Linked DNA regions of Homo sapiens: region 1 is linked to region 2. A link is a loop called in an ENCODE intact Hi-C map of the cell type or tissue named here. Cell type or tissue: psoas muscle. All regions are shown on one strand. Each heading gives the region's core, and the rest is flanking DNA. Links, peaks and the distances in the headings are about the cores only. Region 1 has its middle 47 kb from the start of LINC02987. Region 2 has its middle 120 kb from the start of LINC02987.

The links. Peaks named below come from ENCODE experiments on the same cell type or tissue, not always from the same donor. Only the 100,000 strongest peaks of a DNase experiment are listed, where the experiment ranks them.
Region 1: a loop joins it to region 2, with 2.1 times the contacts of the local background. A loop is called at or near these places in 8 of 110 quality-filtered maps.

Annotation. Positions count from the first base shown.
Region 1 is chr19:27,738,927-27,753,879 of GRCh38, forward strand. No RefSeq gene overlaps it. Among named protein-coding and RNA genes, the nearest start is that of LINC02987, 47 kb to the right of the region's middle. In psoas muscle, for the core only: a CTCF peak has its summit at 8,263; a DNase peak (open chromatin) is centred at 8,265; H3K4me3 peaks cover 499 bases.
Region 2 is chr19:27,665,306-27,680,258 of GRCh38, forward strand. No RefSeq gene overlaps it. Among named protein-coding and RNA genes, the nearest start is that of LINC02987, 120 kb to the right of the region's middle. In psoas muscle, for the core only: no CTCF peak of the experiment used is centred there; a DNase peak (open chromatin) is centred at 7,636; H3K27ac peaks cover 1,071 bases.

The DNA of each region.
Region 1 (14,953 bases), core at 3,683-11,682, 73 kb after region 2:
AGGAGTCTCTCACATTAGAATGCCCGTGGTCACCCAAGTGTCTCTATTATTAAAATGCTTGGGGCCACCCACGTGCCCCTATCATTAGCATGCCAGGGTTCAGCCTGGAGTGTCTCCCATTAGAATGCCTGAGGTCGCCCAGGTGTCTCTATCATTATTCTGTCTGGTGTTGGCTTGGGTGTCTCTCCCATTAAAATACCTAGTTTCATCCAGGTGCCTCTATCATTAGAATGCCTGTGGTTGGCTGGAGGTCTCTCCCATAAGAATGACTGTGGTTGCCCAGTTCTCTCTATCATTAGACTGCCTGGGGTCACAGAGGTGTCTCTATTATTAGAATGCCTAAAGTCTTTTGGGAGTCTCTCTCATTAGAATGCCTAGAGTAGCCCAAGTGTCTTTATCATCACACTGCCTGGGGTTGGTTGGGAGTCTCTTTCATTAGAATGCCTGGGGTGTCCCAGGAGTCTGTATAATTAGACTGACTGGGGTCAGGAAGGAGTCTCTCCCATTAAAATGCCTGGGGTAGACCAAGTGTCTCTATCATTAGACTGCCTAGGTACTGCCAGGAGTATCTCACATTAGAATGCCTGGATTGGACCAGGAGTCTATCCCTAGACTGCCTGAAGTCGAATAATAGTCTCTCACCTTAGAATGACTGAGGTAGCCAGAAGTCTCTCCAATTAGAATGGCTGGGTTCGCCCAGGTATATTTATCATTAGACTGCCTGGATCTTCCTGGAGTCTCTCTCATTAGAATGCCTGGTGTCAGTCAAGAGTCTCTCCCATTTGAATACCTGGGGTCACACAGATGTCTCTATCATTACAATGCCTGGGGTCACCCAGGTGTCTCTATAATTACAATACCTCGGGACGATCGGTAGTCTCTCTTATTAGAATGCCTTCGGTCACCAGGTGTCTCTATCATAATACTGCCTGGGGTCACACAGGAGTATCTCTTATTAGAATGCCTGGGGTTGCCCAGGTGTTTCTATCATTAGACTGCCTGGAGTCAGCTAGAAATCTTCCCCATTAGAGTGCTTGGGGTCACCCATGTGTCTCTACCCATAGACTGCTTGGGTCAGCCAAGAGTCTCTCCCAGGTTTCTCTCTCATTAGACTGCCTGGTGTCAGACAGGAGTCTCTCTCAATCGAATGCCTGGTGTCAACGGAAAGTTTCTCCCATTAGAGTGCCTGGGTTCTCACAGGTGTCTCTATCATTGCAATGCCTGGGTTGCCCATGTGTCCCTATCATTAGAAAGCCTCATGTCTGCCAAGAGTCTCCCGCATTAGAATGCCTGCAATCGCCCAGGTGTCTCTATTATTAGATTTCCTAGGGCTGGCCAGGAATCTATCCCATTAGAATGCCTGGGGTCCCTTAGGTGTCTCTATGCATAGATTGCCTGGTGTAGGCCACGAGTCACTTCCATTAGAATGCCTTGGGCCGGCTAAGTCTCTCCTACTAGAATGCCTCAGGTCACCCAGTGGTCATTTTAATTAGACTGCCTGGGGTCGTCCAAGAGTCGTTATTATTAGAGTGTGTGTGGTCACCCAGAGGTCCCTATCAATGGACTCCCTGGGTTCAGCCAGGAGTCTCTCCCATTAGCATGCCTGGGGCCACCCACCTTTCACTTCAATTAGACTGCCTGTGGTTGGCCAAAAGTCTCTCACATTAGAATGCCTGGGGCCACCCAGGGTTTTCTATCATTAGACTGCATGTGGTCAGCCAAAAGTTTCTCCCATTAAAATTCCTGAGGTCCCCCAAGTGTCTCTATTATTAGACTGCCTGGGTTCGGCTGGGAGTCTCATATTAGAATGCCTACAGTCACCCAAATTTCCCTATCCTTAGACTGCCTGAAGCCAGACAAGAGTTTCTCCCATTAGAATCGCTGGAGCTTGCCAGGAGTCTCTCACATTAGAATGTCTGGGGTCACTCAGGTGTCTCTATCATTAAAATGATTGGGGTGGCCCACTTGTCCCCATCATTAGATTGTCAGGGTTTGGCCAGGAGTCTGATTAAAATGCCTTGGGTCGCCTGGGAGTCTCTTTTATTAGAAAGCGTGGGGTCGCTTAGGTGTCTCTTATTTAGACTGCCTGGGGTTTCCCAGGTGTCTCTATCATTAGACTGCCTGGGGTTGCACAGGTATCCCTATCACTAGAATGCCTGCGGTGGTCTGAGAGTCTTTCCCATAAGAACACCTGGGGTCACCCAAGTGTCTCTTTCATCACACTGACTGGTGTTGTCTGGGAGTATCTTTCATTAGTGTCTCTAACATTAGATTGCCTGGGGTCGTTGGGGAGTCTCCTCCATTAGAATGACTTGGGTGGCCCAAGTACCTCTATTTTTAGACTGCCTGGGGTGGGCTGAGAGTCTCTCCTATTAGAATGCTTGTGGTCGCCCAGGAGTCTGTATAATTGAGCTTCCTGGGTTCGACCAGGGCTCTCTCCCATTAGAATGCCTGGGGTCGCCCAGGAGTCTCTATCCTTAGACTTTCAGATGTCAGATGAAAGTCTCTTTCATTAGAATGCCTGGGGTCGCCAAAGTGTCTCTATAATTAGACTGTCTGGGTTCGGCCAGGTATGTATTTCATTAGAATGCCTGGGGTCGCTTAGGTGGTCTGTATGCATAGACTGCTTGGAGTCAAACAGGAGTCACTCCCAATAGAATGCTTTCGGTCAGCCGAAAGACTCTCCTATTAGAATGCCTGGTGGCACCCAGGGGTCTTTAATTATACTGCCTGAGGTCGTCCAGGCGTCTTTCTCATTACAATGCCTAGGGTCACCCAGATGCCTCTATCATTAGACTGTCTGTGGTCATCCAGGAGTCTCTTTCACTGAAATGCCTGCGGTTGCCTATTTGTCTCTATCATTAGACTGCCTGGGGTCAGCCTAGCAATAAATGAAAGTTTAAGCTATACTAAACCCAGGGTTGGTTAATTTCATGCCAGCCACTGCGGCCATTAGTCTCTCCCATTAGAATGCCTGGGGTCACCCAAGTTTCTCTATAATTAGACTGTGTGAGGTCAGCCAGGAATCTCTCCCATTAGAATGCCTCCAGTCACCCAGGTGTCTCTATCAACAGACTGCTTGGGTCAGCCAGGAGTGTCTCCCATTAGAATGCCTTGGGTCAGCTAGGATTCTCTCTTATTTGAATGCCTGGGGTCGCCCAGGTGTCTTTTTAATAAAACTGCATGCAGTTGGCCAGGAGTCTCTCCCATTAGAATGCCAGGAGTTGCCCATTTGTCACTTTAATTAGACTGCGTTTAGTCGGCCAGGAGTCTCTCCTATTAAAATGCCTGTGGTAGTCCAGGTATGTCTATCATTAGACTGCCTGTGCTTAGCCAGGAATCTCTCCATTAGAATGTCTGAGGTTAGCCCTGAGTCTGTAACATTAGAATACCTGTGGTTGCCCAGGTGTCTCTATCATTGAAATGCTTGGGGTTGCCCACTTGTCTCTATCATTAGAATGCCTGGGGTGGGCCAGAAATCTCTCTCATTAGAATGCCTGTTGTCACCCAAGTCTCTATCCATAGACTGCTTGGGTTGGCCAGGAGTCTCTCCCATTAAAATGTCTGGGTCTCCCAGTTTCTCTATCATTAGACTGTCTAGGGATGACTGGAAGTCTCTCCCATTAGAATACCTGGGTTGCCCACGTGTCTCTATTGTTAGACTGCCTGGCATCAGACAGGAGTCTCTCATTAGAATGTCTGATGTCAACCAAAATTCTCTCCCATTAGAATGCCTGGGGTCTCACTGGTGCCTAAATAATTACAATGCCTGGGGTCTCCCAGGTTTCTCTATCATTAGAATGCCTCGGGTTGGCAGAGAGTCTCTTGCATTAGAATGCCTGCAATCGCCCAGTTGTCTCTATCCATAGACTGCCTGGGGTCAACCGTAAGACTCTCCCATTATAATGCCTGGAATCGCCCAGGTGTCCCTATGCATAGACCGTCTGGGGTCGGCCAGGAATCTCTCTTATTAGAATGCCTGAGGTCGCCCAGGTGTCTCTATCAATAAACTGCCAGAAGTCTCCCCCATTAGAATGTCTGAGATTGGGTAGGAGTCTCTCTTATTTTAATGCCTGGGGTCACCCAGGTGTCTATTTAATTAGACTGACTGGGGTCGGCCAGGGGTCTCTCCCATTAGAATGCCTGGGATCACCCAGGTATCTCTATCATTAGACTGCCTATGCTTAGCCAGTTGTCTCTCCATTAGAATGCCAGAGGTTGGCCAGGAGCCTCTCACATTAGAATTCCTATGGTCACTCAGGTGTCTTTATCCTGAAAATGATTGGAGCCACCCACTTGTCTCTATCATTTGAATGCCAAGGTTTGGCCTCGAGTCTCTCCTATTAGAATGCCTGGGGCTGCCTAGGTGAGTCTGTCATTATACTGTCTGGGGTTGTTTGGGAGTCTCTTCCATTAAAATGCCTGGTGTCACCCAGGTGTCTCTATCTTTAGGATGCCTGTGGTCGGCTGGGGGTCTCTCTCATTAGAATGCCTGGTGTCAGCCAAGAATAACTCCCATCTGAGTGCCTGGGGTCCACAGGAGTCTCTATCATTGAAATGCCTGGGGTCACCCAGGTGTCTCTGTCATTACAATACCTTGGGACGACCAGTAGTAGTCTCTTCCATTAAAATGCATGGGGTCACCAACTTGTCACTTTAATTAGACTGCATGGGGTTGGCAAGCAGTCGCTCCCATTAGAATGCCTGCGGTCACCGGTCACCAAGGTGTCTCTATCATTAGACTGCCTTGGGTTGGTTGGGAGTCTCTCCCATTATAATGCCTGGTGTTGCCCAGGTGTCTCTATCATTAGACTGCCTGGGGTTAGATAATATTCTCTTCATTAGAATGCTTGGGTTTGCCCAACTGTCTTTAATATTTGACCACCTGGGGTCGGCCAAAAGTCTCCCTTATTAGAATGCCTGGTGTCAGCTGGGAGTCTTTCTCATTTGAGTGCCTGGGGTCGCACAGGTGTTTCTATCATTAAAATGCCTCAGGTCGCCCAGGTGTCTCTATTATTAAAATGCCTCGGGATGACTGAGAGTCTCTCCCATTAGAATGCCTGTGGTTGCCCAGGTGTCTCAATCATAAGACTGCCTGAGGTCAGATGGGAGTCTCTCCCATTAGAATGCCTGGGGTCACTTAGGTGTCTCTATCATTAGACTGCCTGAGTTCGGCCAGGAGGCTTTTCCATTAGAATATCTGGGATCCGCCGGCAATCTTTCCCATTAGAATGTCTGGGTTTTGCCAAAAGTTTATCCCATTAGATTGTCTGGAATCACCCAGGTGTCTATATCACCAGACTACCTGGTCGACTGGAAGTTTCTCACATTAGAATGCCTTGGGTCGCCCAGGTGTCTCTATCATTAGACTGCCTGGGGTCAGCTGGGAGTGTCTCCCATTAGAATGGCTGAGGTCTCCCATGTGTCTCTATAATTAGACAGCCTGCCTGGGGTCAGCCATGAGTCTCAAAAAAAAAAAAAAAACCCATGGCTACCCCAGGTTTCTTTATCCTTAGACTGCCTAGATTCAGCCAGGAGTCTCTTTCATTAGAATGTCTGTTGTTGCCCAGATGTCTCTACTCTTAGACTGCCTAGGTTCCATCAGGGGTATCTCCCATTAGAATGTCTTGGGTCAGCCAGGGTCTCTCCCTTTAAAATGCCTGGGGTTCATCAGGGGTCCCTCCCAATAGAATGTGTTGGGTAACCTGGGAGTTTCTCCTTTTAAAATGCGTGGAGTCCCCCAGGTGTCTCTATCATTAGAATGCCTGGGCTCAACCACGGGTGTTTCCAATAAGAATGCCTGTGGCCTCCCAGTGTCTCCATCATTAGATTGCCTGCAGTCAGCCAGGGTTCTCTCCCATTAGAATGCCTGGGGTTGCCCATGTGTCTCAATAATTAGACTGCTTGCAATCAGCAAGAAGTCTCTCCCAAGAGAATGCCTGGGGTTGAGTTGGAGTCTCTCCCAATAGGAAGGCTGTGTTCTCCCAGGTGTCACTATTATTAGAATGCCTGGGGTCAGCTAGAAGACTCTCACATTAGAATGTCTGGTCTCACCGAGGTGTCTCTATCATTAGACGGCCTCTGGTTGGCTGGTAGTTTCTCCTATTAGAATGCCTGGGATCATCTGGATGTCTTTACCATTAGACTGCCTGGGGTTGGCCAGGAGTCTCTCCCATTTGAATGCCTGGGGTCGGCTGGGAGTCTCTCCCATTAGAATACCTGGGGTTGTCCAGGTGTCTCTATCATTAGACTGCCGGGGTTGGCCTGGAGTCTTTCCCATTAGAATGCCTGGAGTCGCCCAAGTTTCTCTGAGACTGCCTGGGGTTGGCCAGGAGTCTCTCCCACTAGAATGTTCAGCCAGGAGTCTCTTTCATTAGAATGCCTGGGGTTGCCCAGGTGCCTCTATCATTAGACTGCCTGGATTCAGCCAGGAGTCTCTCCCATTAGAATGCCTGCTGTCACTCGTGTGGCTCTATTATTAGACTGCTGGGGTTGGCCTGGAATCTCTCCCATTTGAATGCCTGGGGTTGCCAAGATGTCTCTATCCATAGACTGCTTGGGTCGGCAAGGAGTCTCTCCCGTTAGAATGCCTTTAGTCGGCTGGGAGTCTCTCCCATTAGAATGTTTAGTTAAGCCCATGTTTCACTTTATTAGACTGCCTGGGGTCACCCAGGAGTCTCTCCCATTAGAATGCCTGGGTTGCCCAGGTTTCTCTATCATTAGACTGCCTGTGGTCAGCCAGGAGTCTCTCCATTAGAATGCCTGGGGTTGGCCAGGAGTCTCTCACATTAGAATGCCTGTGGTCGCCCAGTTGTCTCTATCATTAAAATGCTTGGGTTTGCCCAGTTGTTTCTACCAACAGAATGCCAGGGTTTGTCCCAGAGCCTCTCCCATTAGTGTAGGGGTTCAGTCAAGATGCTGGGGAAAACTATAAAACACAAACATTCTTGGAAGGCCAGGGGGTTTTGTATAGCTTCAAATACTTTGTCTGAAGGTGGCCTAATCCTCTTTGAACTATAGCAAGGGTAATTAATATAGGAACATAGAGTAGTTAACCTAAATAGCTTGTTTACTTATGTGGTCCTAAAACTAACCTCTGATCATCCACTGGTGCATGATTGCTCTCTACTCGGGGGTTCAGCAACAATAATTACCTTCTAGTGGTGTTTACCTGAGACTTCTGTCATTAAATGTGTGCTAAATAAATGCCGGGAGGGCCAACAAGTCAGAGCCGTGGCTGACAGGACTCTTCTTGGAGTCTGTAAGTGGCCTGGATGCTCAGCAGGACTGACAAGCATAAGATCTGTGTCAGTGTACATTATTCATCCGTCGTTGAGTCAGGGTCTGCAGGACAAACCCCCGCAGGTGGTGACCCCGACATGATCAAGGCAGTGAAGGAAGCGCGATGGACACCCTGAAAACGAAGGTGAAAAAGGAACCTTGTCATCAGCGAGCAATCAGTAAGTCATTGGTGCCCACTCAGGATCTCCAAGTTCAGGGGAGATTGTTCAGGCTGAGGTTTCATCATGAGACAACAGTTATCAGCTCAACAGAAACAGTACATAAAAGTGTTGAAACAGCTGCTTAAGGCTAGTGGAGCCTCAGTTTTGCAGGCTCAATTAAATGACCTAATGCAAACTGTTATAAGCCAAAGCCTATGGTTCCCAGAAAAAGGCACGCTAGACATAAAGCTCTCGGAACAAGTGGGGAGAAATCTTAAACAGCATTATGCACAAGGGCAATGAGTCCCAGTAACACCTCTAGCGCTATGGGCTGTAATTAGGCTGGACCAGGCTCCATTATACACAGAAGAGCCTAAAAAGGGGAAGGAGGAACCGTAACCTGCGTTACCACCTCCTTTTCCTTCAGCCCGGATATATCACCGGGCCAGAATAACAAAAAGGAAACGGGGTTTTTCCTGAGCCACCTCCTCCAAGAGATAGGAAAAAGGACAGGAGACACGCTACACCTATGAGACCCTGTCTAATCAAGCGGCATTAGAAGGGGAGCTTTTAGCCTGCCTGGTAATGCAAGGTCAGCAAGGCAATCAGGTACCTAAAGGGTTAAGAAAAAGCATTAGAGGCCAGAGTGCTGCGGTCAAGCATGCAGTAAATAGAAAGCAAACACTGCCAGCAAATGCTCCCCAAAACTTGGCCTGCGTAGCAGCTGTGTTGACGAAAAGCCAGGTCCAGTGCACCAGAGCGGCCTGCTACTGAGGGGCAGAAGGTGTGCGCGGGAAGGCTCACCCAACCTGCAGCAGCCACCCGGTGGCGGGAGGAGGGAGCGGCACACGCAGAAAGAAGCGGTGCAGACAAGAAGCGGCAGGGCCTGAGCAAGCACATCGCAGCCGCTGCCCCCGGACCTGCCCGCTCAGCTCTACAGCTCCGCAGGCGGCCCACGACAAAATTTCATGTGTTTATTGTATACAGAGACGTCCCAAATTATAATTCTCTGCTAAGATTTAAGTAAAATTTAAGAATTTAAAAGACCTCTTTCTGATAATAGCCACTGTTATCTCTTGCTTGCCCCTAGCGTGACTCTCTCCACATCTAATTAAAATAAAACTGTAACCTCTGAATGAGAGAAATTACAGAGGGCCCATGAATTAGTTGGAGAGCAATTGAAAGCTGGGCATGTTGAATTATCTAGCAGCCCTTAGAATTCACCCATTTTCATCATTCCCCAAAAGTCTGGGAAATGGTAACTTTTTCATGACCTACGTGCTATTAATGCCAATTTGCAACCTGTGGGACCCCTTCAGCAGGGGCTCCTTTCGCCCAGGGCAATTCCTCAAGATTGCCTATAATTGTTATTGACATAAGACATTCTTTTATATGATTCCCCTAGCAGGACAGAGAAAAAATTGCGTTTACAATACCAGCTATCAATAACGAAAAGTCAGCTTGTTGATTTCATTGGAAAATCCTTCCTCAAGGAATGCTAAACAGTCCCACCACGTGTCAGTATCATGTAAATCAAGCTTTGCTCCCAAGTAGAAAAGAATTTCCTGATTGCACAAATATTCATTTTGTGGATGATATTCTACTAGAAGCTCCAAAGGAGCCAATATTTTAAATTTATATTCCTCTGTCATAAAGAATACACAGCTAAGAGGTCTAATCATTGCACCTGGGAAAGTACAGATTTCTTCTCCTTGGAAATATGTTGGGTACATACTAACTGCCTGGTGAGTAAAACCTCAGAAGTTTAAATTAAATACCAGCAACTTACATACCTTAAATGATTATCAAAAATTACTGAGAGATATTAAATGGCTTCAACCCACTTCGGGAATTCCTACTGATAAGCTATACAACCTGTTTTCTATCTTAAAGGGCAATCCAGCCCTGGATTCTCCCAGATATTTAACCCCTGCAGCAGAAAGGGAAATCGAGGAAATAGAGCAAGCCACCTCTCAGAGGCAGCTAAATCGCATTGATTCACCTTATTCAATTAAATTGTTTATCTTTCCCACCAAACACTCCCCTACAGGGTTAATAGGGCAAATAGCCCCCAGGCCACACTTCCTAGAATGGGTTTTTTGCTCACATACCGGGACTAAAACGCTATCTCCCTATATTCAGTTCATTACTAAAGTCATCTATTCAGGCTGCAAACGATGCAATCAGCTGCTAGGTTATGATCCTGATATCATCAGGATTCCTTTAAGTAAAAAGCAATTTGAAGCAGTATTGCGCTTATCAATATATCTGCAAATAGCTTTCTCTGATTACACAGGACAAATAGAGCATGAACTTCCTGCTAATAAACTTCTTCATTTCTTATCTCATATGCCAGTAATCTTGCCCACAAAAATAGTTTACTCCCCCATACCTAATGCTTTAACACTATTTACTGATGGTTCCTGTAAACATGGAAAAGTGACAGTCTGGTGGAGACCACATCATTCAGTCACTCAATCTGGGCTTACTAGCACTCAGAGAGCTGAAATGGGGCCCTGATACTGGTCTTGGAAACTTTTTCCACTCAGCCTATCAATATAGTGAGTGACTCAGCTTACTTTGTTTATTTATTGCAGAACCTTAAAACAGCCTTAATTAAATCCAATCTTGAGCCCATCCTGTGTGCTCTTTTTCTTCAACTTCAGCAATTACTAGATCTAAGTACACATCCTATTTTTATCACATGCATTGGAGCCCACAGCTCTCTTCCTGGCCCATTGACTTATGAAAATGAACAAGTTGGCCAGGCGTGGTGAATCACGCCTGTAATCCCAGCACTTTGGGAGGCCGAAGCAGGCGGATCACGAGGTCAGGAGATCGAGACCATGGTGAAACCCCATCTCTACTAAGAAAAAAATAATAATAATAATACAAAAAAAATTAGCTGGGCACGGTGGCGGATGCCTGTAGTCCCAGCTACTCGGGAGGCTGAGGCAGGAGAATGGCATGAACCCGGGAGGTGGGGCTTGCAGTGAGCTGGGATAGTGCCACTGCACTCCAGCGTGGGTGACAGAGCAAGACTCTGTCTCAAAAAAAAAAAAAAAAGAAAAAGAAAATTAACAAGTTGATCCAGAAGTCATGACATCACTGCTTGACCAAGCCACCAAATCGCATCAATTTTTCCACCAAAATTGGAGAAATTTATCTAAACAATTTCAACTTACCCAGAGACTGGCTAAACAAATTATCCTGCAATGCCTGGATTGTCAGCTCACAAGCACATCCCCTCCTTCCACAGGTATTAACTTTTGAGGACTAGAACCCCAACACTCACTTAATTAGTGCACATGCTCTGCCTGGAAAGTCAACTCGATATGTCATTAAACATATTTTAACTTTTGCATTTATGGGACTGCCCACCAAAATTAAAACTGATAATGGTCCAGCTTATGCCAGCTCACAATTTCAACAATTTTGTCACACATGGAATATCCAATATTCCACACGCATCCCATATATGGACAAGCCATAGTAGAACGTGCCCACTCCATCATTAAAAATATGCTCAAAAAACAGAAAAGAGGGAGTATGGGTAAAGTTCTTGTAATGTTATTGGCACAAGTCTTATTTACTCTTAAGTTTTAAAATTTAGATGACAAAGTTCAATCAGCTGCAGAAAAGCACTTTGCAATAACCTCAGAAGACATAAAACCTGCAGTTTTATGGGAAGATGTAAACAGAAACGAATGGTATGGTCCAAATGAATTGTTAACGTGGGGAAGAGGGTATGCTTGTTTTTCCACACCCTCAGGTCCTCTTTGGATTCCAGCACAATGCATTAAACCATACCATGGTGTGGCTAGGACACAACCCAGTACCAGAAATGGAGAAAATTGCCTGGCTTAGCTTCTGAGATCAGACAGAAACATATTGGCTAAAGTTAAAAAAGGTATCGTCCAGTTTTTTTGTAAACCAGACTTCAAAATAAAGCACAACAGGTTTTTCTTAAAGCACTAACCTGCTCTTTAACAAAGATTATAAAAGGTCTCTTAGCACAGGCACCACCCCTAGAATTTCCAGTACACTAGCACGAGCCTGGAGACTACGTCCTCATCAAATGATGGAAAGAAGAAAAAACCCGAGCCAGTCTAAAAAAGACCCTACAGGACCTGCAGCCCCAGACGATGCAGCTTCCATGGATGATGCAGGCCCCAGACATTATGCTGAAGAGGCATAAGGCTAAGCCAAATAATTTATTCCTTTTTAATTCTCTCACTCTGCCTGCAACCAGTACTTGCTACACTCTATTAAGCTCATCTCTGAAATCCACCCTTTTTTATGCCCTGTTACTTAACAAACACCCCCTTCAGAGCTTCTAACAGTGAGACTGCTTGGCTAAAAGAAATTAACATTCTCCCGGTGGGGTTCCTCATTGATGGCATAGAGTGAACTGAGATGCCAAGTAACACTATGGGTCACTCTTTGACTGGAAAATAATGTTGCTAATTATAATCATGATTACATTATGTGATTTGCTAATTCTAGGATGCAAAGCCGGAATAAAAGCAATGGCTGCCATGCCTTACAAACCTGTTGCTGCATACATCTGCATTCTCCAATCAAAAAGACCTAATGCAGAAAACAGAAAAGGGGGAGATGCAGGGTTTCAGTCAGGATAGGTGGGAAAATTATAAAACATAAACCTTCTTGGAAGGCCAGGGGGGTTTGCATAGCTTCAGATAGCTTTGCTGAAGATGGCCTAATCCTCTTTGAACTATAGCAAGGGTAACTAACATAGGAATGTAGAGTAGTTTATCTAAATAGCTTGTTTACTCATATGGTTCTAAAACTAACCTCTGACCATCCGCGGGTGCATGATTGCTCTCTACTCTGTGGCTCAGCAACAGTAATTACCTTCTAGTGGTGTTTACTTGGGACTTCTGTCATTGAATGTGTGCTAAATAAATGCTGGGAGGGCCAATGAGTCGGGGCTGTGGCTGACAGGACTCTCCTTGGAGTCCGTAAATGGCCCAGACATTTGGCAGGACTGACAAGCATAAGATCTGTGTCAGTGTATGTTATTTATTCGTTGTTGAGTCAGGGTCTGCAGGACAGACCCCAGCATATTAGAATGCCTGGGGTCACCCAAGTTTCTTTATCATTAGACTGCCTGGGTTCGGGCAGGAGTCTTTTATTAAAATGCCTCAGTTGGCCAGGTGTCTCTATCATTAGACTGCCTGGGGTAGCACAGGTGTCTCTATCATTAGGATGCCTGGGGTTGTCCAGGAGTCTTTCCTATTAGAATGCCTGGGGTTGCCCAGGTGTCTCTATCATCACACTGCCTAGGGTTGGCCACAAGTCTCTTCTATTAGAATGCCTAAGGTCGCCCAGGAGTCTATATAATTAGACTCCCTGGCGTTGGCCAGAAGTCTCTCTCATTAGAATGCCTGAGATCACCCAGATGTCTCTATCCTTAGACTGCCTGGACTTGGCCAGGAGTCTTTCTTAATAAAATGCCTGGAGTCATCCAGGAGTATTTATCCTTAGACTGCATGGGGTCAGAGAAAAGTCTCTCTCGCTAGATTCACTGGAGTTTGCCGGGAGTCCCTCCTATTATAATGCCTGTTGTTGCTCCCAGCTGTTTTTAACATTTGACCACGTGGGGTAGGCCAGGAGTCTCTCTCATTAGAATTCCTAGTGTCAGCTGGGAGTCTCTCCCATTTGAGTGTCTGGGGTCGCCCAGGTGTCCCTTTCATTACAATGCCTCAGGGGGACCAGGAGTCTCTCCCATTAGAATGCATGTGGTCGCCCAGGTGTCTCTATTATAAGACTGCCTGGGGTCGGATGAGAGACTCTCCCATTAGAATGCCAGGGGTTGCTTAGGTGTCCCTATTATTAGACTGTCTGGTGTTGGCTGGGAGTCTCTCATATTAGAATGCCTGGGATTACCCAGGAGTCTCTACCCTTAAAGTAATGGAAATTGATGAGGGGTATCTCATTAGAATGCCTGGGATCAGCGAGAAGTCTCTCCCATTAGAATACCTGAAGTCACCCAGGTTTTTTATAATTAGACTTCCAGGGGTCAGCCAGGAATCTCACCCATTACTATGCCTGGGGTCCCCCAGGTGTCTCTATGCATGCTTGTTTCAGCCAGAAGTCTCTCCCAGTACAATGCCTTTGGTCGGCTGAAAGTCTCTCCTATTAGAATGCCTTTGGTCTCCCAGATGTCTCTTTAATTAGGCAGCCTTTGGTCAGCCAGGAGACTTTCCCATTAGGATGCCTGCAGTCTCCCAGGTATCACTGTCATTAGAATGCTAGGGGTTGGCCAGGAGTCTCTCCCATTAGTATGTCTTGGGTCACTCAGCTGTCTCTCTCATTAGACTGTCTGTGGTCAGCCAGGAATCTCTATTAGAATGCCTTGGGTCACCCAGGTGTATTTATCAATAGACTGCCTGGGGTTGGACCGGAGTCTCTCCCATTGAAATGCCTGAGGTCAGAGGGGAATATCTTCCTTTAGAATGCCTGTGTTTGCCCAGTAGTCTCTATCAATAGACTGCCTGTGGTCAGCCGGGTGTCTCTCCCATTAGAATTCCTGCAGTCACCCAGGTGTCTCTGTCATTACACTCCCCGGGGTCAGCCGGAAATCTCTCCCATTAGAATGCCTGGGGTCACCCAGGTGTCTCTATAGTTAGACTGCCTGGCATCGGCCAAAATTCTCTCTCACTAAAATGCCTGTGGACACCCAGTTGTCTCTATCCCTAGACTGCTTTCTTCAGCCAGGAGTCTCTTACATTTGAATGCCTGTGGTCGACTGGGAGTCTCTGCTGTTAGAATGCCTGGGGTCTCCCAGCTGTCTCTCATTAGACTGCCTGGGGTCAGCCAGGATTCTCTCCATTAGAATGCCTGCTGTTGTGAAGTGTCTCTATCACTAGATTGCCTGGAATCGCCCAGGTGTCTCTATCATTAGAATGCCTAGAGTCAGCCAGCAGTCTCTTTCATTAGAATTCCTGGGTTGGCCAGGAGTCTCTCACATTAGAAGGCCTGGGGTCACTAAGGTGTCTCTATCATTAAAATGCTTGGGGTCACCCACTTTTCTCTATCATTAGAATGGCTGGGCTAGGCCAGGAGTCTCTCCCATTAGAATGCCTGGCATTGCCCAGGTGTCTTTATCATTTGACTGCCTCGGTTGGACCAGGTTTATCTATCATTGGAATCCTTGGGTTCATCCAGGAGTCTCTCCCATGAGAATGCCTGGGGTCAGCCGGGACTCTCTACTACTAGAATGCCTGAGGTCGCCCATAAGTCTCTATCATTAAATGGCCTAGAGTCGACCAGGAATCTTTCTCATTAGAATGGCTGCAGTTGCCCTGGTGACTCTATCATTAGACTGACTGGGGTTGGCCAGGAATCTCTCCCATTAAAATGCCTGGGGTTGCCCAAGTGTCTTTATTGTTAGACTCCCTGTGATTGTCCCGGAGTCTCTGCCATTATAATGCCATGGGTTGGCCAGGTTTCTCTCCCATTAGAACACCTGGTGTTGCCCAGGTGTC
Region 2 (14,953 bases), core at 3,906-11,905:
GAATCCACATATTGCAAAACATTTTCACAGATAGTTTAATAACAGTTTTCATCTCGGGATATTCTGTTTTTCACTCTAAGCTTCAATGGGTTCAGAAATGTCCCTTTGTAAATTCTACAAAAAGAGTATTTTCAAGGTTTTCAGTAAACACAAAGGTTTAACTCTGTGAGATGAATCCCAACTTTGCATAGCATTTTCACAAATAGCTTATTTCTTGTTTTTATCACAAGACTTTCAGTTTTTTACTATTGGCATCAATGGGCTCAGAAATGTCCCTTTGTAGCTTCTATAAAGAGGGCTTCCAACCTGTTGAAAAAAAAGTTTAACTCTGTGAAATAAATCCACACATCAATAAGCGTTTTCATGGATATTTTGTTTCTAGTTTCTATCATGGGATATTTGATTTATCACAATAGACCTCAATCAGCTGAGAAATGTCCCCGCCTAGTTTCGACAATAAGAGTATTTTTAACAGGTTGAATTAAAACAAAGGTTTAACGCTGTGAGATGAATTTACACATCACAAAGCATTTTCACAGATAGCTTCTTCCTAGTTTCTATTTTGTGATATTCAGTTTCTCACTACAGGCCTCAGTGGGTTAAGGAATGTCACTTTGTTGTTTCCAGAGAAAGAGTGTTTTTAACCCCTTGAATCAAAGCGAAGGTTTAACTCTGTGAGATGAATCTACAAATCAGAAAGGGTTTTCACACGTAGCTTGTTTCTAGTTTTTATCCGGGGATATTTGGTTTTTCACAATAGGCCTCAACGAACTCAGAAATGTCCCTTTGTAGATTCTACAAGAAGAGGACTTCTAATTTGGTAAATCCAAACTCAGGTTCCATTTGGTGAGATGCATTTACACATCACAAAACATTTTCACAGATATCTTGTTTCTAGTTTTTATCATGGCATATTCGGTTTTATATTGTAGGCCTCAATAGACTCAGAAATATTTTTTCACAGATTCTACAGAAAAAGTGTTTACTAACTGTTGAATTAAAACAAAGGTTCAACACTGTGAGATGGATCTGCACATGGCAAAACATTTTTACAGTTAGCTTGTTTCTAATTTTTAATGAGGAATATTCAGTTTTTCACTGTAGGCCTCAAAGGACTCAGAAATATCCCTTCGTGAATTCTACAAAAAAAGGGTTTCCAATCTGGTGAATAAAAATAACAGTGTGACTTGGTGAGGTAAATGCACACATCAAAAAGTATTTTTGCAGATAGCTTGTTCCCACTTTTCATCACAGGATATTTGGATTTTCCTGTAGGCCTCATTGCGCTCAGAAATGTCCCTTTATAGAGTGTACAATAAAAGTGTTTCCAGCCTGATGAATCAAAACACAGGTTCCATTCAGTGACATGAATCTACACATCAGAAAGTATTTTCACCAATAATTTGTTTCTAGTTTTCATTGCAAAATATTCTGTTTTTCAGTACTGGCATCAATGGTCTCAAAAATGTCCCTTCATTGATCCTACAAAAAAAGTGTTTCCAATCTGGTGAATCAAAACCATGGTTTAACTCTTTTAGATAAATCCATGCATCACAAAGCATTTTTACAAATAGCTTGTTTCTCTTTTTTATTGTGTGATATTCAGTTTTTTACTCTTGGCCTCAATCTTCTTAGAAATTCTCCTTTGTGTTTTCTATAAAAAACTGGTTCCAATGTCGTTATTCAAAACACAGGAGCCAATCTGTGAGATGAATGCTCACATCATGAAACATTTTCACAGAGAGAGTTTCTTCCTAGTTTTCCATATGGAGTATTAAGATTTTCACTCTTGTCCTTAGTGGGCTCAGAAATGTCCCTTCCTATATTCTACAAAAAAAAGTGTAGCCAACATGTTGAATCAAAAAAGAGCTTAAGCTCTGTGAGATGAATATGCACACCACAAAGCATATTCAGAGGTAGTATATTTTTAGTTTTTGCCATGGGTATTCAGGTTTTCACTATAGGCCTTCATGGGTTCAGAAATGTCCCTTCATAGATTCTACAAGAAGAGTGTTTCCAACCTAGTGAATCCAAAAGTGGCTTAAATCTGTGAGAATAATATATATATGGAAAAGCATTTTCACAGACAGCTTGTTTCTAGTTTTTATCATGGGATATTCAGTTTTTCTGTATAGGCCTCAATGGGTTCAGAAATATTTCCTCATGGATTCTATAGGAAGAATGTTTCCAAACTGTTGAATTAAAAGAAAGGTTTAAGTCTGTGAGATTAATTGATGCATCAGAATTCATTTTCACAGATAGCTTGTTTCCACTTTTTATCATAAGAAATTCAGTTTTTCAATATTGGCCTCAATTGGCTCAGAAATATTTTCTCTTACATTCCACAGGAAGCATGTTTCCAACCTGATGAATAAAAATACAAGTTCCATTCCTTGAAATAAATCCACACTTCAGAAAGCATTTTCACAGAGGGCTTGTTTCTAGTGTTTATCACAAGACATTCAGTTTTTCACTATAGGCCAAAATGGGCTCAGAAATGTTTCTTCATAGAGTCTACAAAAAGAGTGCTTCTAATCTGTTGAATTAAAACACCGGTTCCATTCGGTGTGATGAACTTGCACATCACAAAGCAGTTTGGCAGATATCTTGTTTCTAGTTTTTATTGCAGGACATTTGGGTTTTTTAATAGGCTTCAATGTGCTTAGAAATGTCCCTTTGTAGATTCTACAAAAAGAGTGTTTCAAGCCTGGTGAATCAAAACATGAGTTCCATTCGGTGAGATGAATGCACATCAGAAAGTATTTTCCCAGATACCTTGTTTTTAGTTTTCATCGTGGTTCCAACTGGTTGAATCAAGAAAGAGGTTTAACTCTGTGAGATTAATCCACACGTCACCAAGCATTTTCACAGATAGCTTGTTTAGAGATTGTGTAGCAGAATATTTGATTTTTTTCCTATAGTCCTCAATGCGGTAAGAAATTGTCCCTTTGTAGATTCTACAAAAAGAGTGTTTCCAACCAGATAAGTCAAAACACAGGTTTTATTCATTGAGATGAATCCACACGTCTGAAAGCATATTCACAGATATTTTGTTTCTAGTTTTTATCACAAAATATTTTGTTTTTTACTATAGGCATTTATGACCTCAATAATGTCCCTTCATGGGTTCTACAAAAAGTGTTTCTAACTTGTTGAATCAAAACGAAGGTTTAACTCTGTGAAATGAATCTACACACAAATCCTTTTCACAGATAGCTTGTTTCTAGTTTATATCATGGGATATTTGGTTTTTCACTATAGCCCTCCACGGGCTCAGGATTGTCCCTTAGTAGAATCCACAAAAAAGTGTTTCCAACTTTTTGAATCAAAAAAAGGTTTGACTCTGTGAGATGATTTCACACATCGTAAAGCATTTTCACAGGTAGCTTATTTCTAGTTTTTATCGCAGGTATTCTGTTTTTCACTATGGGCCTCAATGGGCTCAGAAATATTCCTTCATAGATTCTACAAAAAGAGCATTTCCAACCAGGTGAATCAAAACAATGGTTTAAGTCTTTTAGATGAATCCACATATCCCAAATAATTTTCACTAATAGCTCATTACTGGTTTTTAATCATGAAATATTCATATTCATTTTTTCACTATAGGCCTGAATTTGCTCAGAAATTTTTTTTTGTGGATTTGATTGCAAAGTGTTTCCAACCTCATGAATCAAAACACAAAATCCTATGGGCCTCAATGAGCTCAGAAATGTCCCTTTGTAGATTCTACAAAAAGAGTGTTTCCAACCAGGTGAATCAAAACAATGGTTTAAGACTTTTAGATGAATCCATACATGGCAAAGCATTTTTACAGATAGCTTGTTTCTAGTTTTTATCAGGGGATATTCAGTTTTTTACTAAAGGACTCAATGGGTTCAGAAATGTGCCTTCATAGATCCTACAAGAACAGTATTTCCAATCTGGTGAATTAAAACACACGTTCCCCTCCGTGAGTTGAATCTACGTATCTCAAATCATATTCACTGATAACTTGTCTCTAGTTTTTATCACAGGAGATTTTATTTTTTACTGTAGGCCTCCATGACCTGAGTAATGACCCCTCATAGAGTCTACAGAAGAGTCTTTCCCACCTGTGAATCAAAACGAAGGTTTAACTCTAATTCACACATGGCAAAGCATTTTCACAGATTGCTTGTTTCTAGTTATTAGCACAAGAAATTTTGTTTTTCACTATTGGCCTCCATGCACTCAGAAATGTTTTTTCATAGATTCTTCAAAAAGAGTGTTAACCTTTTAAATTAAAAAAAAAAGTTTTGTCTCTGTGAGATTATTCCACACATCACAAAGCATTTTCACAGTTAGCTTTTTTAACCATAGGCCTCAAAGAACCCAGAAATGTTGCCCAGGTGTCTCTATCATTAGACTGCCTGGGGCCAACCAGGGAGGGGTCTCTCCCATTAGAATGTCTGGGGTTGCACAGGTGTTTCTATCATTAGATTGTCTAGGGTTGCCCAGGAGTCTCTCCAATTAGAATGCATGTGTTTGGCTGGGTGTCTCTCACATTAGCATGCCTGGGGTTTGCTGAGAGTCTCTCTCATTAGAATGCCTGTGGTTGAGTGGAGCCTCTTTCATTAAAATGCCTGAGGTCAGATGGAAGTCTCACTTATTAGAGTGTTTGAGATCACCTGGGTGTCTCTATTATAATGCCTGTGGTTGCCTTGGAGTCTTTCCGATTAAAATGCCTGGGGTCGCCCTGGTGTCTCTACCATTAGACAGCCTGGGTTCAACCAGGAACCTCTCTCATTAGAATGCCTGGTGTCACCAAGATGTCTTTATCATTAGACTGCCTGGGTTCAGCCAGTAGTCTCTCCCTTTAGAATGCCTGGGTTCCGCAATGAGTTTCTTCCATTAAAATGCCTGTAGTTGATAGGTGTCCCGATTATTAGACGGCCTGAATTCGGCCAGGAGTCTCTTCCATTAAAATGTCTGGGGTCACCCAGGTGTCTCCAGAATTAGACTACTTGTGCTTGGCCAGAAATCTCTCCCATTAGAATGCATAGTGTTGCCCTGGTGTCTCTATCAGTAGACTGCCAGGGGTTGGCCAGTTGTCTCTTTAATTAGAACGTCTGATGTTGCCCAGGTGACTCTATTATTAGACTGCCTGTGGTCAGCTGGGAGTCTCTCCCATTAGTACACCTGGGATCTCCCGAGTGTCTCTGTCATTAGACTGCCTGGGTTCAGTGGTTGTCTCTTTCATTAGAATGCCAGGGGTTGCCCAGTTTTCTCTATTATCAGAATACCTGTGATCAGCCAGAAGTCTCTCCCATTAAAACGTCTGAGTTCGCCCAGGTGTCTCTATTATTAGAATGCCTGGAGTCAGCCAGGTGCCTATTCCATTAGAATGCTTGGTGTTGCCCATGGGTTTGTATCTTTAGAAAACCTGGGTTCAGCCAAGTGTTTGCCCCATAAGAATGACTGCAGTTGGCTGGATATGGTGACTCATGCCTGTAATCCCAGCACTTTTGGAGACCAAGCCAGGAGGATCCCGAGGTCAAGAGATGGAGACCATCCTGGCCAACATGGTGAAACCCCATCTCTACTAAAAATACAAAAATTACCTGGGTGTTGTGGTGCATGCCTGTAGTCCCAGCTACTAGGGAGGCTGAGGTAAGAGAATCACTTGAACCTGGGAGGCAGAGGTTGCAATGAGCTGAGATCATGCCACTGCACTCCAGCCTGGTGACAGAGCCAGAATCAAAAAAACGAAAAGACAAAGAAAAAAACAAAACAATGGCTGCAATCACATAGGTGTCACTATCATTAGACTTCCTGGAGACAGTCAAGAGTATCTCCCATTAGAATGCCTGGGGTCAGCAGGGATTGTCTCCTATTAGAATGCCTGTGGTTGCCCAGGTGCCTCTATCATTAGACTGCCTGGGGTCGGCTGGGGCACTCTCTTGTAATAATGTGTGGGGTCGTGCAGTTGTCTCTATCATTAAAATGCCTGGGTCCCCCAGTTGTCTCTATCATTAGAATGCCTGCTGTCTGCCAGGAGTCTCATTCATTAGAATGCCTGGGATCACCCAGGTTTTTCCTTTATTAGACAGAATTGGCCAGGAGTTTCTCCAATTAAAATGTCTGGCATTGCCCATATGTCTCTATCATTATACTACCTGGGGTCATCCAGGATTCTCTGCCATTAGAATGTCTGCGTTTGGCCAGGAGTCTCTCACATTAGAATGCCTTTGGTTGCCCTGGTGTCTCTATCATTAGAATGTCTTTGGAGGGACAGGAGTCTCTGCCATTAGAATGCCTGTGGTTGTTCAGATGACTCTAACTTTAGACAGCCTGCCGTTGGCCAGGAGTCTCTCCCATTAGAATGCCTAGGCTGGATCCAAGTCTTTCCCATTTGAATGTGGGGTTGCCCTGATATTTTTATTATTAGACTGCCTGGTGTCAACCGGGAGTCTCTCCCATCAGAATCCCTAAGGTCTCCCAGATGTCCTTATTATTAGAATGCCTGGAAGTGACAAAAAGTCTCACACATTAGAATGCCTGAAGTCGCCCAGGTGTCTGTATTATAAGACTGCATGAGGTTGACGCAGAGTCTCTCCCATTAGAATGCTTGGGGTGGCCCAGGTGTCTCTATCATTAGTATACCTGGGGTCAGCCAGGAGTCTTTCCCATGAGAATGTCTGGGGTTGCCTAGATGTCGTTATCATAAGACTACAGTGCCTGTGGTTGTTGAGGTGTCTCTATTATTAGAAAGCCTGGCATCAGCCGGGAGTCTCTCCCTGTAGAATGCCTGAGGTTACTCAGGTGTCTCTATTATTAGACTGTCTGGGGTTAGCCAGGAGTCTCTCCCATCAGAATGCCTAGGTCACCCAGATGTCTCTATCATAAGACTCCCTGAGGTCAGCCAAGAGTCTCTTCCATTATAATGCCTGTGGTTGCCCAAGTGTCTCCATCTTTATACTACCTGCAATCAGCTGGGAGTCTCTCCAGTTAAAATGTGTGGGGTCTCCCAGGGTATCCATCATTAGAATGCCTGGGGCTGGCCAGAAGTCTCTCCCATTAAAATGCCTGGGGTCCACCAGGTGTCTCTATTATTTGACTGCCTGTGGTCGGCCCAGAGTCCTCCATGTGCAAAGCCTGGGATCACCCAGGTGTTTCTATCATTACATTACCTGGATTTGGTTGCCAGTCTCTCCCATTAGAATGCTTGTGGTCACCCAGGTGCCTCTAACATTAGACTGCCTGGTGTTGGCTAAGAGTCTGTTCCATTAAAATGCCTTATGTTGCCCATGTGTCTCTATAATTAGATGGCCTGAAAGCAGTGGGAGTCTCTCCCATTAGAATGTCTGGGGTCGCCTAGGAGTCTTTTTCATTAGACTGCCTGGGGTCAACTAGGAGTGTCTCTCATCAAAATGCCTGGGGTGGCCCTGATGTCTCTATAGAGTGCATTTTGTCGGCGAGGAGTCTCTGCCATTAAAATGCCTGTGGTCGGTCAGGTGACTCTAACCTGAGAGTTCCTGCGGTTCACCAAAAGTCTCTATTATTAGAATGCCTGGGGTGGATCAGCAGTCTCGTCCATTAGAACGAGGGGTTGCCCTGGTGTCTCTATTATTAGACTGCCTGGCATCTGACAGGAGTCTCTCTCACTAGAATGCCTGGGGCCGCCTAGGGCTCTCTATAATTAGGCTGCCTGGAGTCGGCAGAAAGTCTCTCTTAGTAGAATGTCTGGAGTAGGCCTAGAGTCTCTCCCATTAGAATGCCTGTGGTCGCTCAGGTGTCTCTATCATTTGAATGCCTAGGGTAGACTGGGATTTTGTCACATTAGAATGCCTACAGTCGCTCAGCTGTCTCTATCATTAGACTGCCTGCAGTCTGCCAGAATTCTCTTGTATTATAAAGCCTGAGGTCACTGAAGTTTGTCTATCATTAGACTGCCTGGTGCAGGCCATGAATCTCTCCCATTAGAATGCCTGGGGTTGCCCTGTTGCCTCTAACCTTGGACTGCCTGGGGTCGGCCATGAGTCTCTCCCATTAAAATTCCTGGAGTCTATTGGAGTTTCTTCCATTAGAATGCCTGGGGTTGCCAAGGTGTCTCTATGATTACACTTTCTGGGATTTGCCTGGTATCTCTCCACTTAGAATGTTTGAGGTCACCCAGGTGTCTCTATAATTATACTGCCTAGAGTCAGCCAAGGGTCTCTCCCAAGAGAATGCCTGGGGTCGCCCGGTAGTCTCTTTCATTAGAATGGCTGTGATCACCAAGGTGCCTTTATTTTTTACAATGCCTGGGGTTGGCCACGAATCTCCCCAATTAGAATGCCTGAGTTTGGCTGAGAGTCTCCCCTATTAGGATGCATCACGTTGCCCAGATGTCTCTATAATTTTATTGCCTGGGGTTGGCCAGGAGTATCTCCCATTAGAATGCCTGGGATCGCCCAGTTGTCTTTATCATTAGACTGACTGAGGTTGGCCGAAAGTCACTCCTGTTAAAATGGCTGGATTCGCCCAGGTGTCTCTATCATTTGACTGCCTGGTGTTGGCCAGGAGCCTCTCCCACTAGAATGCCTTGGGTCACTTAGGTGTTTCTATAATTAGAATGCCATTGGTCTGGCAGAAGTCTCTGCCATTAGAATGCCTGTGGTCGCCCAGGAGAACCTAACCTTTGACTGCCTACATAAACCAGGAGTCTCTTCAATCAAAATGTGTGGGGTAGGTCTGGAGTCTCTTCCATTAGAATGCAGGGACACCCTTGTGTCTCTATCATTGGATTGCCTGTGGTTGGGCGGGAGTCTCTCCCATTAGAATGCCTGGGGTCACCCAGGTGTGTCTATCATTAGACAGCCTTGGGTTGGCAAGAAGTCTCTCTCATTACAATGTCTGGGGTCGCCCCAGTATCTCTATCATTAGACTGCGTGGGGTCAGCAGGGTGTCTCCCCCATTAGAATGCCTGATGTCACCAAGGTGTCTCTATCATTAGACTGCCTGGGGTCAGATGAAGGCTTCACTAGAATGCCTGGGGTTTGGCTGGGAGTATCTCCCATTAGAATGCCTGCTGTCACCCAGGTGTTTCTATGATTAGAATGCCTGGAATCGGTGGGGAGTCTCTTTTATTAGAATGCCTGGGGTCACCTAGGTGTCTCTATCATTAAGCTGCCTGCAGTCGGCAGGCAGTCTCTTTTGTTGGAACACCTGGAATCGCCCTGTTGTCTCCATCATTAGACTGTCTGGGGTTGGCCAGGAGTCTCTCCCATTGGAATGTTTCAGGTCAGCCAGGAGTCTTTTTCATTAGAATGCCTAGGGTGGCCCAGTTGTCTCTATCATTAGACTGCCTGGATTCGGCCGTGAGTCTCTCTCATTAGAATGCCTGGCATCACCCAGGTGCCTCTATCATTAGACTGCCTGCGTTTGGCCAGGATTTGCTCCCGTTAGAATGCCCGGGATATCAAAATTGTCTCTTTCATTAGACTGCCTTGGGTTGGCTGGGAGTTCCTCCCATTAAAATTCCCGGGGTCGCCAAAGTGTCTTTATCATTAGGCTGCCTGGCGTAAGCCAGGAGTCTCTCCCATGAGAATACCTGGTGTCGCCGGGTGTCTCTACCCTTAGACTGCCTGAATTCGGACACTTGTTTCTATCCTTAGACTGCCTGGGGTCTGCAAGGAGTCTCTCCCCTTAGAATGCCTGGGTTCGCCCATGTGTCTCTATAATTAGAATGCCTGGTTCCTGTGGGAGTCTCTCCCATTAGAATGCCTTGGGCCGCCCAGGTGCCTTTATCAGTAGACTGTGTGGGGTTGACCAGGTGTCTCTCCCATTAGATTTCCTAAGGCTGTTCAGTTTTCTCTAACATTAGACATCCTGGAGTCCACCAGGGGTCTCTGCCATTAGAATGCCAGTGGTCGCCCAGGAGACTTTATCCTTTGACTGCCTGTGGTCGGCCAGGGGGTGTCTCTGATTAGAGTGCCTGCTGTGGGTCAGGAATCTCTTATTAGTATGTTCTTTCACCCAGTTGCCTCTGCCATTAGACTGCCTGGGGTCAGTCAGCAGTCTCTCCCATTAGAATGCCTGCAGTTGTCCATAAGTCTCTATCAGTAGAATGTCTGGGGTCAGCCGTGAGTCTCTCCCATTACAATGCTTGTGGTCACCCAGGTACCTCTATCATTAGACTGCCTGTGATCAGCCAGGAGTCTCTCCAATTAAAATGCATGGGGTCTCCTAGGATCTCCATTATTAGAATGCCTGAGGTCGCCCAGGTATTTCTATCATTAGAATACCTCATGTCTGCCAGGAGTCTTTCTGATTAGAATTCCTCGGGTGGCTCAGGTATCTTTCTCATTAAAATGCCTGGGGTCAGCCAAATGTCTCTCACATTAGAATGCCTGGGGTCGATAACGTGTATCTATCATTAGAATGTCTGGGGTCGGCTGGGAGTCTTGCCCAGTAAAAAGCCTGGGGTCACCCAGGTGTTTCTATTATTAGACTGCCTGGGTTCAGCTGCAAGTCTCTCCCATTAAAATGCTTGGGGTCGCTCAGGTGTCTCTTCATTAGACTGCCTGGTGTTGACCAGAAATCTGTATCATTAAAATGTCTCAGGTCGTCCATGTGTCTTTATAATTAGACTGACAGAAGTTGGCAAGAGTTCCTCCCGTTAGAATGCCTGGCATCACCAAGGATTCTCTATTATTAGACTTCCTGGGGTAGGCCAGGACTGTCTCCTAATAGAATGCCTGAGGTTACCCAGGTGTCTTTATAATTAGAGTGCATTTCATCAGCAAGGACTCTCTGCCATTATAATACCTGTGTTTACCCAGGTGACTCTCACTTGAGAGTGCCTGGAGTTGGCCAAAAGTCTGTCTCATTAGAATGCCTAGGGTGGGTCAGTAGTCTCTTTCATTAGAATGTGGGGTCGCCCAGGTATCTCTATCATTAAACTGCCTGGGGTTGGCTGGGAATCTCTTCCATTAGAATGCCTGGGGTCACCCAGGTGTCTCTATAATTAGACTGCCTGGGGTCAGCCAGGAGTCTCTCCCAAAAGAGTGCCTTGGGTCAGCCGAGAGTCTCTCATATTAGAATGCCTGGGTTTGCCAAGATGTCTCTATTATTAGAATGCCTGGGTTTGGCCAGAATTCTCTCCTATTAAGATACCTGGGGTCACCCAGGTGCCTCTATCATCATTAGACTGCCAGGAGTCAGCCAAAAGTCTGTCTTATTAGAGTGCTTGGGGTCACCCAAGTGCCTCTATAATTAGACGACATGGTGTCAGCTAGGTGCCTTTCCCATTAAAATGCCTGGTGTTGCCCGACTGTCTCTATTTTTTGACTGCCTGGGGTAGGCTGGGAGTCTCCACAGTAGAAAGCCTGTGGTTGACAGGGAGTCTTCTTAGAATGCCTGAGTTCCTGTAGGTGTCTTTATCATTAGACTGCCTTGGGTCAGCCGAAATTATCTCCAATTAAAACGCCTGGGTTCGCCCAGGCGTCTCTATAATTAGACTGCCTGGGATCATCCAGGAGTCTCTAAGAGAATGCCTGGAGCGGCCCAGGTGTCTCTATCTTTAAAGTGCCTGGTGTCAGCCAGGAGTGTCTCTCATGAGATTGCCTAGTGTCCATTGGAAGTTTCTCTTATCAAAATGCCTTATGTCGTCCAGGTGTCTCTATCATTAGAATGCCTATGGTTGGCATGGAGTCTCTCCCCTTAAAATGTCTGTGGTTGGCCAGGTTTCTCTATTATTAGTCTGGCTAAAACCGGCCATGTGTATCTTACATTAGCATGCCTGGGTCACCCAGATGTCGCTATTTTTAGACTCCCTCGGTTCAGCTGGGAATGTCTCCCAATACAATGCCTGCAGTCGCCCAGGTTTCTCTATAATTAGAATGACTTTGGTCAGCCAAGAGTCTCTACCATTAGAATGTCTGTGGTCCCCCGGGTGACTCTAACCTTAGACTGCCTGCAGTCAGCCAGGGTCTCTTCCATTAGAATGCCCAAAGTGGGTCAGGAGTCTCTCCTATTAGAATGCGGGGTTGCCCTGGTGTCCCTATCATTAGACTTTATGGAATCGGCTGGAAAGTCTCTCTCTTTAGAATTCCTGGGTTCATCCAGGTGTCTCTATCATTAGATGGCCTGGCATCAGCCGGGAATCTCTCCTATTAGAATGTCTGAAGTTGCCCAAGTATCTATTTTTAGACTGCCTGTGTTCAGCCAGGAGTCTTTCCCATTAAAATGTCTGGAGTCGCCCAGGTGTCTCTATCATTAGACTGTCCGGGTTTGGCCACCAGTCTCTCCCATTAGAATGCTTGGGATCACCCATGTGTCTCTATTATTGAACTATCTGGTGTCAGCTGGAATTCTTTCCATTAAAATGCCTTGGGTCTCCCATGTGTCTCTATAATTAAACTGGCAGAAGTCAGTGGGAGTTTCTCCCGTTAGAATGCCTGGGGTCGCCCAGGAGTCTCTATTATTAGACTGCCTGAGGTAGGCCAGGACTGTCTCCCAGTAGAATGCCTGGGGTCACCCAGGTGTCTTTATAATTAGAGTGTATTTGGTCATCGAGGAGTCTCTGCCAGTAGAATGCTTGTTTGCCCAGGTGACTCTAACCTGAGAGTGCCTGCAGTAGGCAAAAGTTATCTCTCATTAGAATGCTGGGGTGGATCAGGAGTCTCTTCCATTAGAATGTGGGGTTGCCCAAGTGTCTCTATCATTAAACCACCTGGGGTTGGCCAGGAGTCTTTCCCATTAGAATGCCTGGGGTCACCCAGTTGTCTCTATAATTAGACTGCCTGGGATCAGGCAGGATTCTCTCCTGAGAGGATGCCTTGTGTCTGCCGGGAATCTCTCATATTAGAATGTATGGATTCGCCAAAATGTATCTATTGTTAGAATGCCTGGAGTCGTCTGGGATTCTATCCTATTAAGACGTCTGGGTCGCCCAGGTGTCTCTATCATTAGACTGCCATGGTTCAGCTGAGAGTCTCTCTTATTAGAATGTCTGGGGCAACCCAAGAGTCTCTAAAATTAGCCTGCCTGTTGTCGGCCAGATGTCTTTCCCATTAAAATGCCTGGTGTTACCTGAGTGTCTCTATTTTTAGACTGCCTGGGGTCAGCTGGGTCTCTCCCATTAGAATGCCTGGGGTCAACAAGGTGTCTTCATCATTAGACTGCCGGGGGCAAGCTGGGAGTCTCCTTTATTAAAATGCCTGAGTTGCCCAGATGTCTCTACAATTAAACTGCTCAATTTTGTCCCTGGGTGCTCGAGACTGGAGAATGGCGATGACTTTTACCAAGCATACTTCCTGCAAACACATTTTTAACAAAGCACATCCTGCACAGCCCTAAATCCATTAAACCTTGAGTCAACACAGCACATGTTTCTGTGAGCACATGGTTGGGGCTAGGGTTACAGATTAACAGCATCTCAAGAAAGAAGAATTTTTCTTAGTACAGAACAAAATGGAGTTTCTTACGCCTTCTTCTTTCTACATAGACACAGTAACAGTCTGATCTCTCTTTCTTTCCCCCACAGTGTCTTCCATTAGAATGCCTAAAGTCACGCAACTGTCTCTATCCTTAGACTGCCTGGGTTCAGTCAGGAGTCTCTCACATTAAAATGCTTCCCTTTAGAATGCTCAAAATTGGCCAGGAGAATCTCCCATTAAAATGCCTGGAGTCACCCTGGTGTCTCTATCATTAGAATGCCTGGGTTCAGCCAGGAATCTCTCCCATTAGAATTCCTGGGGTCACCCATGTGTCTCTATAATTAGACTGCCTGGGTAGGCAAGGAGTCTCTCCTGTTAGAATGCCTTGGGTCAGCCTAAAGTCTCTTTCATTAGAATGACTGTGATCGTTCAGGTGTCTCTATAATTTGACCACCTGTGGTTGGTCAGGGACTTTCCCTATTAAAATGCCTGAAGTCAACTAGGTGTCTCCATTATTAGACAGCCCGAGGTCGGCCAGGAATCTCTCCCATTAGAATGCCTGAAGTCAGCCAGGAGGTTTTGTTTGTTTTTATTTTTGCTTTTATGGAGTCTCACTGTCTTCAGTCTGGAATGCAATGGCATGATCTCGGCTCACTGCAAACTCCACCTCCAGGGTTCACTCTCCCGAGTAGCTGGGACTACAGGCACAGGCCACCACACCCAGCTAATTTTTGTATTTCTAGTAGAGACAGGTTTTCACCATGTTGGCCAGGATGGTATCAATCTCTTGCACTCGTGATCCACCCCTCTCAGCCTCCAAAAGTGCTGAGATTACAGGCATGGGCCACTGCGCCCAGCCAGGAGTCTGTTTGTTTAGATTGCCTTGGGTTGCCCAGTTGTCTCTGTCACTAGCCTGCTGGTCTCGGCCGAGAGTCTCTCCCATTATAGAGACGTTAATGTGTCTCTATAATTAGACTGCCTTGGGCCCGCTTGGTGTCTCTCACATTAGAATGCCTCGGGTCTCCCAGGTGTCTCTGTCATTAGCCTCCCTGGGGTCGGTGAGGAATCTCTCATATTAGAATGCTTGGGCTCCCAAAGGTGTCTCTGTAAGACTACTGTCAGCCAGGAGTCTCTCCCATTAGAATGCCTGGGGTCACTTGGGATTCTCTCCCATTAAATTACCTGTGGTGGCTCAGGTGTCTCTATCATTAGAATGCCTCGGGTTGGCTGGAAGTCTCTACCATTTTAAGGCCTGGGGTCGCCAAGGTGTCTCCATCATTAGAATACCTGGAGTCGATAAGGAGTCTCTCCCATTAGAATGCCTAGAGTGTGCCAGGAGTCTCTCCCATTAAAATGCCTGAGGTCGCCCAGGTGTCTCTATCATTAGACTGCCTGGGGTCAACCAGGAGTCTCTCCCATTAGAATGCCTGTGGTCCATCAGGTGTCGCTATCATTAGAGTGCCTTTGTTCAGCAGGAAGTCTCTCTCCTTAGAATTCCTGGGGTTGTAATCCAAGCACTTTGGGAGGCCGAGGGCAGTGGATCACCTGACGTCAGGAGATCAAGAGCAGCC